Linked DNA regions of Mus musculus: regions 1, 2 and 4 are each linked to region 3. The links are chromatin loops, found by intact Hi-C in ENCODE. Cell type or tissue: left cerebral cortex. All regions are shown on one strand. Each heading gives the region's core, and the rest is flanking DNA. Links, peaks and the distances in the headings are about the cores only.

What was found. Hi-C counts contacts between places; a loop is a spot of excess contacts. Peaks named below come from ENCODE experiments on the same cell type or tissue, not always from the same donor. Only the 100,000 strongest peaks of a DNase experiment are listed, where the experiment ranks them.
Region 1: a loop joins it to region 3, with 4 times the contacts of the local background. A loop is called at or near these places in 8 of 42 quality-filtered maps.
Region 2: it touches region 3 in a loop (2.8-fold over the local background); 2 of 42 quality-filtered maps call a loop at or near these places.
Region 4: it touches region 3 in a loop (5-fold over the local background); 9 of 42 quality-filtered maps call a loop at or near these places.

What each region holds. Positions count from the first base shown.
Region 1 is chr5:9,703,635-9,707,129 of GRCm38, forward strand. All of the region lies in intron 1 of Grm3 (glutamate receptor, metabotropic 3), which reads right to left. Among named protein-coding and RNA genes, the nearest start is that of Grm3, 20 kb to the right of the region's middle. In left cerebral cortex, for the core only: no CTCF peak of the experiment used is centred there; a DNase peak (open chromatin) is centred at 1,509; H3K27ac peaks cover 2,276 bases.
Region 2 is chr5:9,719,131-9,722,625 of GRCm38, forward strand. The region is part of intron 1 of Grm3 (glutamate receptor, metabotropic 3); the gene reads right to left. Among named protein-coding and RNA genes, the nearest start is that of Grm3, 4.5 kb to the right of the region's middle. In left cerebral cortex, for the core only: a CTCF peak has its summit at 2,261 (motif pointing left); DNase peaks (open chromatin) are centred at 2,210 and 2,580; H3K4me3 peaks cover 828 bases; H3K27ac peaks cover 1,503 bases.
Region 3 is chr5:9,539,140-9,542,634 of GRCm38, forward strand. The region is part of intron 3 of Grm3 (glutamate receptor, metabotropic 3); the gene reads right to left. Among named protein-coding and RNA genes, the nearest start is that of Mir879, 170 kb to the left of the region's middle. In left cerebral cortex, for the core only: a CTCF peak has its summit at 1,837; DNase peaks (open chromatin) are centred at 1,899, 2,148 and 2,534; H3K27ac peaks cover 917 bases.
Region 4 is chr5:9,715,087-9,718,581 of GRCm38, forward strand. All of the region lies in intron 1 of Grm3 (glutamate receptor, metabotropic 3), which reads right to left. Among named protein-coding and RNA genes, the nearest start is that of Grm3, 8.5 kb to the right of the region's middle. In left cerebral cortex, for the core only: no CTCF peak of the experiment used is centred there; a DNase peak (open chromatin) is centred at 1,398.

The DNA of each region.
Region 1 (3,495 bases), core at 525-3,024, 160 kb after region 3:
ATAAACTCATAAATTCAGTAAAAGTTTCCTACAAAACAGGGTCAACCCCATTGGATGTGGCATGGGGGATGAGTGGGGCGAGAAGCTATGACTAAAACACAAACACAAAAACAAGAAAGCAAAGACAAAATAGTGGGGGTGGGAGAGTACGCTGATTAGCTACCCCAATTTCTTTTCAAGCCAACAGTTTGGCTCCCTCCAGTGTCTGCTTAAAGAGCCTGTTGTTCATTGACTGAGTGAAAGTGCTTCACAGACTTGGGTTCAGTAGGGTGGGTTTTGAGAGTGAAGTCTTTGTTAGAGCTTGCAACCTGAAAGAAATACTACTTGGTATTTACAGGCTGCATGTCTCTGTGCTCCAACTGGTATCTCTGAAGAAGAGACCATATGAGAAGCCAGGGAAAAATCCTCAAAAGTTTTCTGGAAGTAGGGTAGGAGTGAGTAAACTGGAAACTGTGGTTAGATTACAGGAGAAATTGCTGACTCAAGGCCTGAGCATGAGACAGGTTGTTTCTCCTCCCCTCCCCTCCCCTCCCCTCCCCTCCCCTCCCCTCCCCTCCCTTCCTCTCCCCTCCCCTCCCCTCCCCTCCCCTCCCCTCCCCTCTCCTCTCCTCTCCTCTCCTCTCCTCTCCTCTCCTCTCCTCTCTCTTTTCTCTTCTTTTCCTGGTTATTTTATTTATTTATGTTTCTAATATTATCCCCCTTCCCAGTCCCCCCCCCCACCACAAGTCCCCTTCCCCTCCTCCCTCTCCCTGCCTCTATGAGGGTACTCTACCACCCACATTTTACCTCTGACATGCATCCCTACTTCATGAAAGACCTTTCTCAGAGCAGACTAATGCCATTTGAATGCTGGCTCTCATCAAGAGTTCCTGAAGTATTATCCCATGTCTCTACCAAAGCTTGATCATGTAGAGTAATAATGTAACCAGAGTTAAATCTCTGGTTAATGCTTATTGAAATATTTTATCTCTATTTGACAAAAATAAACATAAGACAGGTAGCAGGCTAATGAAAATCCTATAGGCCAAGCTGAGATTGTTGTTGTTATATGCTCTGGTATGTCTTAAAAAAAGGCAAAATAATAAACACGCAATATTGCCTATGTTAAGCCACAGGTATTCCCCCTTACTGTGCTGCAGGCACCTAGTTGAATCATCTACTATTTTTTGCCCTTAATTCTGTAACAATCTGGGGCAATCAGGCAGATCTACGATTTAGGTCAGATGTGCAAGCATGGCAGTTAGTTCCATGGCATAGGTGGAACATCATTCATTTTACAAAATAATTTTGAGGGATTTTGACATTTTCAATAGAGATGATCTACAAGCCTTTGATTTGATAAGTTGCTTCCTGCTGCCTTCTTCCCGTCAGAGGCACTGAGCTTGAAAATGAGATCAAACTTCCGGAAAAAATATGCTTTATATAAATGTTCCCACTCATATTATTTCATAGTCTCCTATGACAACCTTAGCGTCAAAGATTTATTCTGGGTACTTAAGTTATACAACAAAATATCTGATGTGGATTTTGGCAAGAAATTCACTAACTGAAGAACTTGCCAGGAGAAGGTAGAAATGGGCATAAGGGTGCTCAGCTGGGCCTGGATCCCCCAATCAGCCTTCCAGTCTACCTGATAAAATAAACATTAAGCACAGCAGTTTCCCAGTCTACCTTTTGAGTATTATGTCTTTTGTAAACAAGTCGAATTTTCTTTTCTTACTCATGAAAAGGACCACAGCTGGTTTGAACAGCACAGTTGACTTGGAGAGAAAAGAAATGTTAGCACTTGAAGAGCTAACTGTTGCATGTGAATGAAAACGAAAACCCCATCTGGTTCCAAAGAAGCAACTGTGGTCCAGGTGACCCCTGGAAAGGGGCATCCATGTCCTAATGCAAAGTCTTTCACTTAACAAACATGAGATGACATTAAAGATAATCCACAACCATCTGTAACTGAACATATTAAGACTATAAGGATTTTTAGTTTTTGTAGGGTTAAGCACAATAAGGCAGACAGAGATGGTGCTTAGCGGAGTCATATTTTGGCTGTAGATGGCAAAATGATCTCTTGAAATACTTTTCATTTACCTCAAGGGCCAAGGAATCTCCTAGAGAAAAAAGAACCTAATCAGATCAGATTTTTCATGGTGTTGGAGGCAAGATTCTTTTCTTTCTCTAAAAAATGGGTTATTAAGTCCCCAAATTTCACCCTAGCTTCTTTTGCATATTAAGTGAAGCTGAAAAACCTCTCAGGGATTATTTGACTTTCAGTATCTCATCCTTTTGTTAAAATACATTTCAACTTGTTCCTGTAATTAACATTAACATCAAGTTCTTATTTCTAACTTCAAGACTCCAAGAAACTAAGATTACAATATAATGTAGATTAAAATGATTAGAGGGTAAGAGTATTCATAAAATGTGAATGACAGAAAATATGTCTACCAGCCCACATTGCCATGTAGACATAAAATTTGTTCCTAAGATTTTGCCGAATATAAGCAAACGTCTGACACTTTGAGTTAACATTTAAAAATATGCATCAGTTTTGTAATCTCTGCAGTGCAGAAGTTATTAAAGTTACAGCATTCAGCATGAAGACACCCAGAAAAGTCTCTGCATTGTTTTGCTTTTCCATGCCAAGAAATAATTAATATGAAATTCTCATTTCCATAATTTTCAGATCACACATGTAGTTTTCACAAGCACAAAAATACATGAGATGATATACAAAGAAGAGTGGACAATTCACAGTATAACCTCAAATTCTGTAAGGATAAGTAGAAAGCATTGAGTGAAGGGGCATTTAATTAACATCCATATGTATTATAAAAAGAGGGGTAAATTGATATGGCTGATTGGAAGATATTGTTGTGGTTAGCACATAGGCAAATATAGCTGTGAACACTATATGTGGAGATTCTTTTTAGCCTTAGTAGGTTGCCTTAGTTAAAATTTAATGAAGACCTACCAAGTGCCAAACCCTACTGGGCACTTTTATAGCTGTTACTTTCCATGATCTGAGCAAAATTGTGAGGAAGAATAGAGAAACCTTTTACATCTTCTAAGATGCTCTACCTTGTAAGAGGTTGCTATGGGATTCATAGCATGTTTTTTCTAGTGCTAAGTATGGTACTCACCTACTTCACCATGTTTCTCAAACGCATTGTTTGGCAATAGTAGAAGCAAATAGAACTAAAGCACAATATATTTCCTCACATATTAGGTAAAGTTTGACTAATGACAAATGCCTTCTTCTAAGCATACTTTCACAGTTACCACAAATCAATAGTAATGCCTGACGGAAAACCTTCATGTTCTAGAACTTCAATTAGCTTTAGCCGATCATCCCAGACAACTGCAACAAAAGAAGCAAGAAAACTTCAAATTTGTAGTGAAATTGCTTGCTGTTGTATAAATGAAGGTACCTAGACTTTCCCAAGAGCATGCTGTTACCGCTCCTCTGTTATAGAAGGTTAAAGTCAGATTGAAATT
Region 2 (3,495 bases), core at 707-3,206, 180 kb after region 3:
GGTTCTGTTTAAGGGTAGATGATGTTTTGGCCTGTAGGGCCTTTTCTGGGTCCCACTCATTGCTCTTTGTTTTTTGTTCTTGGGAAACATGCCCCTTCATTTGAATCTCAAGAAAGATTTGTTGAATGAAAGCAAACATGGCAAGAAAACATTAAACTGAGTGGCTATAGAGTTTTCATTATAATTGACAAAGTTTGCCTTGGGGTTAAAAATAAGTTTTGATTTTTGTTTAGTACTTGCTCTTAGGCAAGTGACTGGATCATCACTTCTTTTGTCAAATGGGCTCACAAGTGTGCTCCTGACTCATTGAATTCTTGTAACAATAAAGCAGATGGTCCTTGCTATGTTATAGCCACAGGACAACTGGTTAATAATGATCTACTATTAGAACATATCAGTAGTTTTGTCTTTCTACAGAATCTAGCACAGTACTTCTATAGAGCCTGTGTGTATGTGTGTGTGTGTGTGTGTGTGTGTGTGTGTGTGTGTGTGTGTATGAGAGAGGTCAAGACAGAGACAGAGAGACAGAGAGAGAAAGATGCCAAGACAGAGAGACAAAGAATGTCTGTGCACAGGCATGTCTTATATCCAAATGAACATGTTAAATAAAGGAGGCCAGTTTTTAGCTTGCATGATAATTTTGATAACTCCTTTTTACTTTTTCTCTGTGTGCTTGTATGCATGTGTGATTGTGACTATGTGTGCACATGTACATGCTGGTGTGAATTTCTCTCTCTCTCTCTTTCTTTCTTTCTGTGTGTGTGTGTGTACATGCATACATGTATAAAGGCCAGAGATCTCTGTCTGGCCTTCCTTAAGTTTTTTCAGCCTTATTTTTTTTGAAACAGGCTGTCACTGAACACTTACTTGCTAACACTGACTGGTCAGTAAGTGCAAGGGATCATCCTACCTCGCCCTTCTCAGCTTGGGATAACAGGTGCACGCTGTCATGTCTGCTGCTATGTGAGTCCTGGGAGTGGAACTCAGGTCCTCATGCTTAAGCAGCAAGTGATTTTATGGACCAATTATCTTCTTAGCTCTGTAGTGTTTTCTAATGGAGAATTACAAATTAAATTTTTTTGAATAGTTTTAACTTTTCATATGCTTGCAAAGTTTCTGGATGTATTTTGTCACTCTGTGTCCTCACTATATACCCCAAATCTTATTTTGTTCGGGAGCTAATAAATATCTTCCCATCAGTTGTTTTGCTAAGAGCTGACTTTTCTGGTTTTATTGTTTTTCTTGAGAGCTTCAACAGAAATGACTCCACATCCTGTAAAACTCAACACTGGTCTCGAAATTGTTATCGTGTTAGAATGTCTATGTTGTTATGTATTGGCTGTAAGTTTTTGAAAACTGCACATCTAGATTTTGAAAATTGCTATATGTTTGATTAGTGTCTATGTTTGTCCAAGTGATTTTTGGTAGAAAGAGCAGTGCACTCTGACTAGAAAATAAAAGTGCACTCTAACAAACTAAACCGGAGAACCTCTTATGCTTTCTGTGGAGCTATCATCTACATATGTGGCTTTGTTCTGAAACATGATATCTTGGTGTAGAGTTTGTATAGACTTTATATGGATTTTTTCTAAGTGGATCTGTGTGTGTGTTTTAAAGTACTGTGTGTACTTTTCAAGTTCTGAAGCAGGACTGCTAATCTGATAGGAAGAGAGAGTCTATGTAGAGCATCACTTCTTAGAATGCTTCTCTGGTTCCAAGGTGAAATCGCAAATATATTAATGGCCTACTTTTCCTCTACCAAGAAAATTGATTTTCCCTTTGTTTCTAAGGAAAATCATTCTGAGGATACTCAGCACTGTGTGATGAATGCACTATAAAAACACTTTAGGACCTCAGATGGGAGAAGACTGACTTAACATTTGTTTGCTCCATGCAGCCCAACTCAATTCCCATAAAAACAGTTAGTTTTGTAATGGCCCCTCTCCCTTTAGTTTCCTAAATCCACACAGATGTTTTTTGTGAATAGTCTAATGCCCAACAAGGTATAAAGACAGCTGAGCACCTGCTTTTGGCTCTTTCTAGATTTGCCAAGTGTACCTTGGAAGGTAGTTCCTAGTCATTTGCTCCTAGACTGTCTAGTAAAAGCTTGCATTTCAGTGCCTGGCATAGGGAGAAACAATTGAGTGGGAGACTGAGGCTACCAAGATATTTGCTAAAGAATCTTAAGGAAGCCTACACATGGTTGTGTTGCAGCCAGATTTTAAGTGAACAAAATAAAAGCCTGCTTTTCCCCCTTGTGGTTATTTCAGGCTTCTTATTTTAAAAGTAACCTTCACATATGGTTCTTCCATATAAGCCTAAATATATTTTGTGTTGGTATATGCATGATGGGAGCTTACTTTTCATGATACAGAACATTGAATAATGTGTTCTTAATTCTGGCTTTTTCAGTTTGTATCAGTATGAAGTGGCCACTGAAAACTCTCACAAAACTACTGCTCCATGTTTACACACAGCTAACTAACTTACACTTTTACATTCTTAGCACATTCTATTAATTAAGGAAATCACTTTCATGTCAGCAGTGGGATTTACATGACAACAGCTTTTGGGGCTCATTGGAGCATCAGACCAGCATGTCACAAAAGTCCCTTGTAGTGTGGGTGGTGACAGGGCTCTATTGGCAACAAATTTGCAATGAAAATATCTCATAAATGTGCAGCCACCCAGAACATTGCATAGAAAGTATCTTCTGGATAGTCACATAGGCCACTAATGTCAAGGAAGACAATTTCCCATCTCTTACATGAACCAGATAAATTATTAGGACGTATAGCCACACACAAACACATAAATGTCCTAAAACATATACTGTTGAGGCAAGAGGTGGATATAGAACTGGCACCCACGTGTTTTCTTGTGTTATTATGTATTTTACATGACCTGTATAAATGTTGGATGAGGATCTTAAATCATACAAGAGGATGGAATAGCCCAGAGGAGTAAATGATAAGGAGTTAGCAATAAGATAAATTAGAGTCATGAAATAAGCTGAATTAAAAAATTCTTAATAGAGAGAACCATTACACTACATAATAGTTTTTCAAAAACTCTGGAAGAAGTCATCACATGACCTGTTAAGAAATACACTGGACTAATGCACTCCAAAATACAGTAATGCTGTAGGGACCCAGGCAGCATCAGAGATGGCAGGAGGAGGATGACTAATGGTTTGTGTGGTCTCCGTTGTTACTATGATTGTACTCATTTTGTGTGCTTAGGCTGGATAAATAATCTTTTCTCATTTTACTCTGCTTCTTGAAAGCAATTTCAGCAAATCTGTCTAATGTAGATTGGATACATTTAGCACAGTTTCCAAAGAATGAACAATCAACTCAGCATAAAACAGCAAAGAGAGAGCACTGTGTGTGAACAGCAGACCCTTGAGGAACTGGTCTGAAGAAGAAGACTATCACCCTGCACCTCTGGCCGTATTCTATACTGAAGAAGTTCCCTCCTCTTTTTAATCAAAAA
Region 3 (3,495 bases), core at 584-3,083:
TTTTTTTTTTTTTTTAAATTTTACTCTTATACTACCACTTTCAATGTCTTTAACTCATATATTCTTACTCTTATTTTACCTACAGGAGTGTCTCAAGTTCATGTGCCTTATTTGTTTGACAAGGCCTTTGACTGTAGCCTCCCCTGGGATTACAGATGTGTGCCACTGTGTCAGATCTTCTGAACCATTTCCTCTTCTCTTTCTTGATTTTTCCTGAAGTGAGCCTTCCTTTTTCTTTCCCTGTCAGCTTAAATATGCCAGTGATTTCTACACGTATATCTAATTTGGCATGATCTCTGCAGGAGAGACCTAAATACTACTTACAGTAACTTATTTTTCTTTTCTTCTGTTTTCATGCCTGTGGTATGCATGTGTGGTGTAAGCATTGGAGGTACATGTCAAGGCCCCAGCTGATGTCAGGGATCTCTTCCATCAGTCTTTTACTGTATTCATTGAAACAGGGTCTCCCAGTGAAATTCATATTCTGCCCATTATGGGTTGTCTCTCTGGCCTGCTTGCTCTGGAAATCCTAAAGAGGGTGAGCCACCACCATTCTTCTGGACATTTTACAGGGTTCTGGGATCTGAACTCCCAACCAAGCTTGTGCAGTATGAGGCCCATTCACTGAGTCATCTTCACAGTATTCCCAGGATGTCAAATCTTGACAAAGGCATGATTTGATGTCTCTTTAACCATGACTGTACCAACAGTAACTTGATGCTTAGCAAGTTTCACGAAGTGTTTGCTGAGAGGCGATGATGGAGGTGGACACTGCTACATTTTTCTTGGTTCTGGCTCATTTAACTACTCATGTTTTGCCTTGCTGGTGTGCCCAGTTCTAAAATCTTACATTTTTTCAAATGACACTTTCTCTGTAAAACAATGTATCCTTCTTGATAGGGGTGTCATCTCCTCTAGAAAATTATGAAGCTCTATCTGGTCTTCATTAAGGCCTTTTTTTTTTTTTTTTTTTTTTTTTTTTTTTTTTTTTTTTTTTTTTTTTGACCTAACAGATATGCAGAATGCAGAGTGATGGAATAGTCCCACTTTGTGGTGAAAAACAATCTCCCTTCCTTCCTTCCTTCCTTCCTTCCTTCCTTCCTTCCTTCCTTCCTTCCTTCCTTCCTTCCTTCTCTCTCTCTCTCTCTCTCTCTCTCTCTCTCTCTCTCTCTCTCTTTCTTCAGTTTGGCATCTTTTCACTATGCTGGGTCATTTTCTTTTTTGTATGTTATTCTGAATCATGAGTTAGCAGTAGATGTAGAGTGTTCAGGAGAAGATTTTTTTCCAGGTTTGCTTGCTTGGGACAGCCCAAATTCTTGTGTGTTCTGGCTTCATTATGCACAGGTTTTTTTTTTTTTGTTTGTTTTTGTTTTTGTTTTTGTTTTTGTTTTTGTTTTTACTGTCAGAAATGACTGAATCAGATGATAAAGTTCCCCTAATGGGTAATGTCAATTCAGATGGGCACAGAAAAGGCATAACCTTTGACAGATTTCAAAGTGCTTAGTGTGCAGAAAAAAAACCCAAAGAATGGCAATATAATATTGCCTATGATGTAAACTCCTTAAAAATTTATATTTTGACGTCATGGTGGAAACTTGGCCAATCTTTCTTCCTTTTAAATAAAGGTAGGGGTTGTTTTGCTTAATAATCTATAAAGTGACATTTGGATTGGACACAGCTCAGACTCAAAAATACCAAGCAAAGATTGGCCCTAGTAAGTAATTATAGTCAAAAATTTCAAGTCATCAGGGGCCCCGATGTGATGAATGGATTCCCAGACACCACAGCTCCCTATTGGCTTGCTCTGTGAAGATGAAATTTCTATTGTATGTACACAGTTTGAGCAGCAGGTGGCGTGTTTGCGACTAACTGTTCTTTCTCTATTCCTGCCTCCTCCTTAGAAATTAAACACCAGGTTTCTGCCAGAAACTGCCCCATTCAGGGTGACATATGATGCTGTTAAAATAAAATATAAAGGTTGGAGGTGATAAGTCCTGAATTGAACATTGGTTTCAAGAAACCACCTCTAAAAGAGTCTAGAAACTAATAGTCCATAATATGATGAAAAGCCCCAGCTGACATCAAAGGAACCTCTTGCCTTCTTTTTAAAGAATTCTGTTTAATGAATAATTCAAGGAGTCCGTGAAACATTCTGGGAAACTTTTGGATGGATATCAGCCGTTCAATTCAAAATTATCCACTCTGGGAAACGGCTGGCACTGAAGGTGGCAAGCCTACTACGTAATTTACACCAGCAATCAAATTGCAATTACAAAGGAGATTAAAACATGACTTTAAAGAGCCTAACTCCACCCTCAGGACTTCTAGCTGTTTGGTAAACATGGCAAAGGAGCCTGTAATTAAAGGAAACCTGTAATTAAAATTTTCGACCCTCTTCAGCTTTGTCAGGGAGACACTCTGAAGGCTTAAAGGGGTAGGAAACAAAGCTTCCTCCTTTCTGGTGGTCTTGAGAAGGTACTTGATGCCTTCAAGAGGATCCCGTTCTTCTACTATTATCAGCTTCATCGTGTGCTGGTTGTCTTTCTTTCAAGTCTGTATTGTTCCCACTGTTCAGGAATAACTTGAAGAATTTGCAAATCCACTGCTGGAGGCTAATTACAAAAGAGATGAGTAACCCCAGGCTGTAATATCAACACAGCCAAGGACTTTACATCACAGACTTTAAGGCATGGACTTCATAAGCAGTCCATACTGTTTTGAGCATGTGCAGGAGGTTTACAGCCAACTTTTCTGATGAGTTTCAGAAAATTATCTATGCTAACAAATGGGAAGAGAGCGAAACCCAAGGCAGAGGGTTAAGCAGGATGGTGCATTGTGCAGGGGTAGCATAATCATTCTCTTTCAAGATCTCCCCTTTAGCAAGCTCCGTGAGAGTTAACTGGCAAGACATCACGGATCTCTGGAGGGTTTGAATTGCCCTGGTATTTTTATTTAATTAGATATTTTCTTTATATACATTTCAAATTTCAAATGCTATCCCGAAAGTTCCCTATACCCTCCCCCCGCCCTGCTCCCCTACCCACCCACTCACACTTCTTGGCCCTGGCATTCCCCTGTACTGGGGCATATAAAGTTTGCAATACCAAGGGGCCTCTCTTGCCAGTGATGGCTGACTAGGCCATCTTCTGCTACATATGCAGCTAGGGCTCTGGGGGTACTGGTTAGTTCATAATGTTGTTCCACCTATAGGGTTGCAGACCCCTTCAGCTCCTTGGGTGCTTTCTCTAGCTTCTCCATTAGGGGCCCTGTGTTCCATCCTATAGATGACTGTGAGCATCCACTTCTGTATTTGCCAGGCACTGGCAAAGCCTCATAGGAGACAGCTATATCAGGGTCCCTTCAGCAAAATCTTGCTGGCATATGCAATAGTGTCTGGGTTTGGTGGCTGATTATGGGATGGATCCCTGAGTGGGGTAGTCTCTGGATAGTCCATCCTTTCGTTTTAGCTCAAAACTTTTGTCTCTGTAACTCCTT
Region 4 (3,495 bases), core at 341-2,840, 180 kb after region 3:
AATAGGGCACCAAGAGTGGGAACTAGGTGACCTGGACCACTGAAGGAGAAAGAGCTGAGGAGCTGTGCTTAGACGAAAGAAAATGGTGCCTGGGGGACTCAGGTGCTGAACCTTCAGCAGTGAGAAGGAATCCCTATTAGGAATGTGTGCTCACACATACCCTGAGACTTTATCTTAAAAATCTAGGGTCACAGGACTTGGAAAGACTGACAAGTAAGGTCTCCCATGCTCACCTTCCCATACTACCTTCCATTCTTAACTTTGCAGAAGTTAGAACTGGAGTCAGTAACAACAACAAAGAAACATTGATCATAATCCGTGGGAACACAAAAGCTTTCTGTTCCAGATGTTAATGCAAAACATGACAGCTCCCTTTGTCATGATCAAATATACCTGTAGTGTTCAAAGTTCCAATTGTCATATTTGTCTAAGCATACTATGTTTTTTAAATAAAGACTGGTTAGTAGCTACAATTTCTCATTATTTTTATGCACAAGCATATTTTACTGAATAAACCTTAAATAAACCTTAAATAAGGAGTAAGAATAAAAAATAAACTTATTATTCTACCTATAATCTATTCCAGACAAAACAGAAGTTACTATTCAGGCCTACATAAGACTGCATAGATGCTTTAGATAAAACTTTTATAAGACAGATGAAAATATCATAGGCTTTGATGATTATGAAATTAGATTTAACTATAGGTTTGCAGAAAAGAGGAATAAAACACATCAAAAGACCACATTGATAAACAGGAGCTATCTTGGGTGAATAGGAAAAGCAGATGTTGGTGTTGAGGAAGATGTCTAGGAATTTATATTTAAGTGATGAGTTTCCATTGAGTTCTTTGAAAGCCAATTATTTACCAAGATTTTCCCCTGGGAGTGTGCTTCAGAGGACTGAACCGGATGCCTCACAAATACTAGGCAGGAATTCTGTATCACTAAGTGTGTTGGTCTGAATGAAAATGGCCCCCATAGGCTCACAGGCAGGTGTGGCCTCGTTGGAGTCTGAAACTATGAGGAAAAGAAATGGTTTGGGGTGGTGATAGTTTTTGGCTTTAGATACATAAAGCCTGGTATATAGGGAAATTCCTGTAGAATCACCTCCACCAAGTGGCTCTGTGACCAACAAAAGGTCAAAAAAGCCAGGCTCTGCGGGAGCCTCAGTGTGACTTTTTACAGGTAAACCTTGTGATGTGTGAGATTCTTGGACTTTAAAAATGTCTGAAAGCGTGGGTTCTGGGATTTACTTCTCTTTCCGTTGTGAATTTGACTGAAGGCAAAGTTGGGAAGACTTCCTGGGAACAGAACCTGGAGGCCCAGTCTGAGCCCCCCCGCACCCACTGCTGCCCATCCACCATTCTCTCTTCAGTGTTTTTCCCATGTGATTCTGAGCCCTGCTTAGGAAACTATCTTTGTGAGGTCTGCCAACCTCAGCTAAGCAACCATTCACTTGAACACAGTAGAAGCTGCGTGGAAAATGGAAGTTGCCAAATGGAGTTCACCCGACTCCTGTTGCCCTGCAAATCTTGAGGGAAGTGGAGAATTGGGACAGAACAATGCTTTCTCATGCCCTTTAGATTATAAAAATATAGCCATAAAGACAACTTCAGTCTGAAGAGGATATAAACAAATCAGGTTTCTGATCTTCAAAAAACAGAAATGATGTTTTTGCTAATTAATTAATTTAAAGTGTCAGCAGCTTTTTAAAAGAAATTCACTCAATATTATAGTAAAAATTGCAGAGCAAATAAAGGGAGACGTTTTCTAATATGAAGGCTATAAAATAGATGATACCTTGTGTTTATTTATTTTATAGGAATTTAATACAGCTAACAGAATAAATACCTTTGCAATGAAAGTAGACTTCTAGAAAGTCAGCCTGCTCATATAACTCATAGAAACTGCTTTATTAGTTGAGGTTAATTAATTAATACTCAGCTGTGGAGTTCAGACAACTGGTTAATCCAATTATAGTGGAAGGATATGGTAAATAATTTGGTACAAGCAGTTCACAGAATGTTCTCTGTAGGACCATCAGTCCATGGTAAATTGATTTGTACTGATTATTTGAGTACCTCCAAAATGTTAGTATCTACAGATGAAGTCCTTGGGAGATATATTTGATGAAGTCTGTACAATACCAGGTTTCTTGTTGACAGGACAAGTGTTCTAGTAAGCACAGGTGATGGAGTTCTCTCTCTCACCATCTCGTGTGTAGATTGGTGTGTAGATTGAAAAGAAGGTATTCACCAAATCTGCTGCTAACTTGACCTTAGATACCTCAATGTCCAGAATTGTTTGCCACTATAGTATTTTGTTATAGTCTCCTGAGCAGTGGAATTGAGAAATGTTTTCCAAATTTGCATTTTTTCTCGTGAATTATCTGAAGCTTAGTCAATATGTAGCTTCTTTACTTCTAGTTCCAACAGCATTTGTTCTCACTACTCTAGGCTACGTCTAGCCAATAACCTTCATTTTAAAGAGATTCTGATGTTGGCTTTTGTGGTCTGCTACGTGCTGTGTGTGTCAGAGGTGATTGTCTATGTAACAGGCAGAAACTGGGGCTGGCATTCTCTCTCCTCCTCCTGAAACATTCCAACCTCTTCCATCTGAGGTGACCAAGGTTTTCTCTCCACACCACACAGCAAGGTCATAAGTTAAGATCTTAGAAGAAACAGGGGAAGGGGGAGTGCTGTATGTCACTTAACCTTTTTCTCCAAGAGGATTCATTTGTTCAAGTGATGATCTACCTCATCTCAAATTAGTAAATTCTGAGAGTTTCATGAACCAAGGCAGATGTCAGAAGAGATAGTTTGAAAAAGTAGGGCTATAAATATTTCTCAAATATATTTTCCCAAAGGGCAGGCCTTGGTCATTAGATAAATGTGTCTGAGTCTTACATTATGACTGTTTGTCAGTGTTGAAGTGAGGTATGGGGTGCCCATCACAGTCCCTGGGCTTGACAGAAATCACTGGAATTAAGGAATCAGCAAATGGAGGGTCTCTGCTTTTTCAGAAAAAAAAAAGATGTTTGAAAATAGAAACAGGTAATTATATTCCTCAGATCTCATTTTCTCCTTGAGGCAGATACAATTCCAACTGTTTCTGACCTTGTACTGCCATCTCTCAAATTGGCATGCATTTTGGCATATTTTTTGAAAGCAGTTTCTACTATGTTGTATTCACTAACACATGGCGTATTGAAACTGCTAAGTAAAATAGAAAATATTGCTAATAATCTATCTGCTATGTATTATTAACAATCGAAGGAAACAGCTCCCACCAGATGGAGGGACAGATCTGGGATTTCTATTATTTTCTTTCAAGTTTACAAGAACATTGTAACACAATTCACATTTGGAGAAAGATCTTTGAATAAGACTTATCTCATACTTCGGGTCTTGAGCACTGTGACAACAGGTATAAGCTTATGAAAACAAGACAACTTGTCTATGAGAAAGCACCCAGGTCACAGAATCTGAGATGG